2 separate regions of the Homo sapiens genome follow, and region 1 is linked to region 2. Evidence: chromatin loops called from intact Hi-C (ENCODE). Cell type or tissue: A673. All regions are shown on one strand.

Evidence for each region. Hi-C counts contacts between places; a loop is a spot of excess contacts. Peaks named below come from ENCODE experiments on the same cell type or tissue, not always from the same donor. Only the 100,000 strongest peaks of a DNase experiment are listed, where the experiment ranks them.
Region 1: it touches region 2 in a loop (2.8-fold over the local background); 11 of 110 quality-filtered maps call a loop at or near these places.

The regions. Positions count from the first base shown.
Region 1 is chr17:10,747,718-10,750,217 of GRCh38, forward strand. The region is part of intron 1 of TMEM220-AS1 (TMEM220 antisense RNA 1); the gene reads left to right. Among named protein-coding and RNA genes, the nearest start is that of TMEM220, 19 kb to the left of the region's middle. RefSeq lists an enhancer at 941-1,490. In A673, no CTCF peak of the experiment used is centred here; a DNase peak (open chromatin) is centred at 1,254.
Region 2 is chr17:11,143,634-11,146,133 of GRCh38, forward strand. No RefSeq gene overlaps it. Among named protein-coding and RNA genes, the nearest start is that of SHISA6, 96 kb to the right of the region's middle. In A673, a CTCF peak has its summit at 1,186 (motif pointing left); a DNase peak (open chromatin) is centred at 1,168.

The DNA.
Region 1 (2,500 bases), 400 kb before region 2:
TTTTCCTTTCCCTTCTCCAGTTCCTCCCATGGGGCTTTGGTGGGATGGACCCCACCCCAGATCTAGCCATTGCACTGGCCACTGGAATGGCTTCAGAGAAAGTCGTGCACCCCAATTTAGGCTAATGAGAGAATAGCTGGTTCTTATCTGGACCATGTGGTGTAAGAACAAGATCTTGTCTGCCTGGGTGTTCTGGGCCAACCCAAGGAGCCACACAAGATAGGATGGAGTGGGAGACAGGTACAGAGAGAGAGGGAAAGGTTGATTAGATACTGGATGACATGGTTTGAGTTACTGGATCAAGTCTCATTTGAAGCTAGAACTATTCCTGAACATCCAAGATTTTTTAGCTATTACATTCCTTTAGCCAGTTTTAATTGGGTTGCTTGCAACCCAAAGGATGCTACCTGACAGGCCATCTAGCCAGCTATCATTTGTGGGGTGACTGCCATGTGCTAGGTACTCTGCCAACAAGCAGTAGTGAGCCTGGCTGGGTGCTGCCCACGCTGAGGCTACGTCTCATAGGAAAAGGCAGATAATTACGTAAGCAATTAAAACAAAGTGGTCACTCCATTGTCCCAAAGCAGAGAGTGGATGATTGGATTGGCTCCATTGTTTTAAAGCCAGTCTTTACATATGTTTATGTGTGCCTATGCACAGGAAAACATTAGAGATGTGATCTGTTGGCTTATTTTACACTTTGCTTTATTTTTGCAGTGAACCTTAATTACTCTAAAATCAAGGGGGGAAATGCTATTAGAATCAAAATGATAAGTATGGTAAGCATTGTGCTGGGAGAGGTACTGGATGCTGTTAGGAGCACTTAGCAGGGACTGGCTTTAGGCAGCTGCATAACTGCAGGGAGCAGTAGAGAAGGTTCAGTGAGGCTCACTTGTGCATAGAGACCTTCCTGCCTCTGCCTGTATAGGCCCACCCTTAGCGAGGCCCTGGGGGTATCGGCTGGTCGGAGAAGCCAGGCACAGGAGCCTGGAGTCCCTGGCCTCTTCTCCAGACTGTCTGGGGCGTTGGCTCCCTGATCTGGCCGGGAGCATTTCCCCAGCTCATTCCTCTGCCTTACGGTGGAGAGCTGGTTACTGGAAGCACAAAGCCCTTTCCTTTCAGGGCTCCAGAAGCTGAACATTAAGAAACCATTGCAAATACAGTAATTGCTCAGAATGAGCATTAATGTCCTATTAAATAGAGGTGGCTGCTGTGGCTGGAATATCTAATTCAGCAGCCATTTCCTGAGAACCATGTTAATGTGATTTGAGCTAATTACCTCCTCTCTGCCTAAGCTCAGTCCAGAAATTACTGAGGCCTCTGCCCTTCAGTCTTTGGAGAAGCACAAGAATCCCTCACTCCCTTTCTCGGCAGGGGAGTTCCGGAGGTTCAGGCAGCAAGCAATCATCAATCAATCAGCGATTGGCCACTCTGTGCTTGACATTGGACTAGGTGCTGAGGAGGTGGGGACACTCATTAAATCTCATTCTGTGCCTTTGAGGCATTTGACATTTGTCTAAGAAGTCAGGACAACCGTGGCTAAGAAATGAAAGAATTGGAGAACATACAGGACAGCATGGACTCTTCATTAGTTCAGTCATTCTTGGTGGTAGAGGGCACACTGGTGGATAACACAGCTCTGGTCCCACAGTCATGGGAGCTTATGTTCTAATGAGACAGACATTGACTAAGCAATTGTGCAGTAGTTGACTAACCACAACAGTAATATGCGTGATGGATTATTACAGGATGTCATGAGAGAATAAAATGAGGAGTGGGGTGGAAACTGACCTAGCCTTTGGGGAAGGGGGTCTGAAAAAGCCTCCAAGGGAGTAGGAGACCCGAGAGTGAGCAGGAATGAGCAGAGCACAGGAGCGAAGGGGATCTCTTCACCTCCGCACTGTTTGCGGAGTATGGGGGCTGGGCACAGAGAGGAAAGGGCAGGGTGGTGCCCGGTAAAGCAGTACTGTCTCTCTGTCTTGCTGCCTGCAGCAGCATGTCGTGGTGCCCAGTGCCAGGACCTTGGAGTTGGGAGACCTGGGTTCCAGTGGCACCCTAGCTTTGTGTCCCCAGAGGAGTTACTCATGTGTTATTGAGAACACACGGTACACACCTGGGTTTCACCTCCTCAGGGGAAAACACTGGAGATTACTAACTTCCAGTGCGAAAATCCCATGATTATGTAAATTCTAGGTTCTGAGTCCTGCAGCAATGAGATGGAACCATCCTGCAAGGGTCTGTAGGGGTTGGAAGGGGAAAGAGTGTAGGGGGCCAAGTCAGACTATGGGGTCTGAGGGTATAAAGGGTGGTTCCATTCTGTGACCAGGAGCGAGTTCTCTTCCTTTCTGGGCCCTGCAGCTGCACTGTCGCAAGCCCTACAATTGGGCTTCTCTTGCGCAGCCCTCACTCCTGCAGCTGAGTTCTAGTCCAGCTAGAATTCCAGTCATGGAGACTACTTGAGTTCTTTTCCTGGGGCCTCTTGATCCCCTTGTAAATCAGA
Region 2 (2,500 bases):
TGAATTCATCAAAAGAATTCTTCATTTCTATTATGGTGTTTTTGATTTCTAGCATTTCTTTTTAGATCTTTGTTAGAATGCCTATCTCTCTGCCCATATTACCCATCTGTTCTTGCATGTTGCTCACGTTCCCATTAGAGCCCTTAGCATATTAACCATAGTTGTTTTAAATTCCCAGTCTAATTCCAAGATCTCCGCCATGTTTGAGTCTGCTTCTGAGATCTGCTCTCTCTCTTCAAACTGGCAGTGGGGGGTTGTCTTTTATGCCTTGTCATGTTTTGTTGCAAGCTAAACATGATGTACTGGGTAAAAGGGATCTGGTACTGGTTCCCACAGAGTTTTCTGCTCCTGGGCTTTGCTCCACTAATTGATTCTCTGTATCTGACTGTTCATCCTTCCATTTGGGGGGCAGCTGCTTGCCCTATGCTGGGTTTTCTGATTGCTTTAAGAAGAGCTGTTCACTTTAAGTTTATTCAGCTTTTTCTCTTGTTGTGTGGATGGAAGAGACAACTTCCAAGCTCCTTACCTGCTGGACTGGAAGCCCAAAGAAGTCTTTAATTTGGAATTCTATTCACCAGTTTATGAACAGCACTGAAGGATTTGCTTTTAGAATTTTAAAATGAAAGTTTTTAACCACTCACTTGTATTCTTACTTAGTGAATGACAGGGAAGAACTAGGCTTTTGCCTTCATATGAGGATGTTTAGTGAGATCCAGTTCTCTTCTTATCGACACAGAACTTTAGAGGACTCTGTGTCCCATTTTGCAGGTGAGCACAGCTAGGTTCAGACAGGTAAAGTGATTTTCTAACTTTGCATAGCCGAAGAAAGGTCTTGGGCCCAAATCCAGGTCTCCTGAGTGAGTTCAGCATTCATTCCATGTCTTATATGTCACCCTGGTCCACCATCCCAAAGTCAATGAGAGTCCTTTAACCTTCGTTCACAGAGATGATAGTCACATCGGCAAAGAATCTGGAGGACAGGTGTGGGTGGCCTTATTAGAGAGTGAGAGGTAAGGAAGTGATACTAGGAAGACTCAGAGCCAAGAAGCAGCATTCTGATTAGAGAAAGATGTGTTTTGAAAAGGAAAAGGGACTTGGAGGCTGTAGGAATGTGAGTCACCTTCCTTGTTACTCCCTGGAGTTCAGCACCCTGCCCAAATCCGGCAATTGTCTGCACAGCAATGCCCTCTAGTGGTTTGAAGAAAGAGATCCTTTTCCCAAAACTTAGCTACAGTAGAAACTTCAAACTTGAGTCTCTGGGAGGGAAAGAAGCTGTCCTTCCTCCATGCTTCTCTTTGGTTCAGAGATTTGTCTAAACAGTGTTTTTCTCAAAATATACTTTCTAATGTATTTTTATTCAACAATCTGAAGACATTTAGAAACGTGAGTGATGGAAAGCATTAACCCATATGGAGAACCATATGTACCTAAGCTTGAGGATGGGAGAGGGAAAGCCACAGAAACACACACACACTAAAGACATCCTGGGATATGCACACGTAACTACAAATACTTGTGGTGGTTAAAGGTTTTGTGAGCCTTAAAGGTTATGAAATTTGGGAAGCTCCCTTTGATAAAAGAAATATAAAAATACAAATGCAAAATTAGATACAGAGCCATGAAAGGGTCTCCTTCATCAGCTTCATAGTGAATAAACTTCACATGTACCCATATGTTTGTGCACACGCAAAGAGGAAATTAAAGTGTAGAGTTACTTTTATTTTTTATGCTATTCCTGAAGTCCTATAGCTAGTGAGAATAAAATCACTTTGGAAAGCTGCACACTTATTTCTATGATGTTACCATTGTTTAGAATTTATCTGGAATTACAGGAATTGCCTTCAGATCCTGTGACATATTCCTCAAAATACCATTAATCATGGTAACTTTTATCATTTCAGTGCAGATTCATTTTTATTTGAAATAGCCAAGGCCACACAGAGCCTATTCTGGTAAGTACTGAGATAGGTAGTTAGGCCGGATATGCTGTTTTTGGTCAAGAGTAAAAAGTCATTTAAATAAACCATCAAACTATTTTTCCCATTTATTGCTTCTGTGCTAGTCTGTGAACAAGCTTCTCTGAAAAGGAACTCCAACATATTTTTAGCAATAAAAAAAATCATTTGGATTCGGAATGTAGATGGTACCCACGAGAATGTGACACGGTCTTACAACTATATGAAGATAATTGACCAGGGGCCCAGCCACTGAAGTGTGAAATCCATTTACCTGTTCACACAGAGGCCAGGCCTCCCCGGGCTGCTCCCAGCTCAGAAAAGAACGTAGCAGGGACTGAAGGAAGACTCATCCCTAGCAGGGACACCTCTTGATGACCAGCTTTGGCTCAAAGACATCCCAAGACTTTGCTGAACCATTTGTAGACTACACAGAAATCTAGGATGTTTCCATCAAACCTTCTCTTTCTCCATCCTTCACTCAAGGTCAAACTTGCCTCATGGTCTGATGTTTCTCCCAGCTTGCCTCCCTCTGATCCTACCCC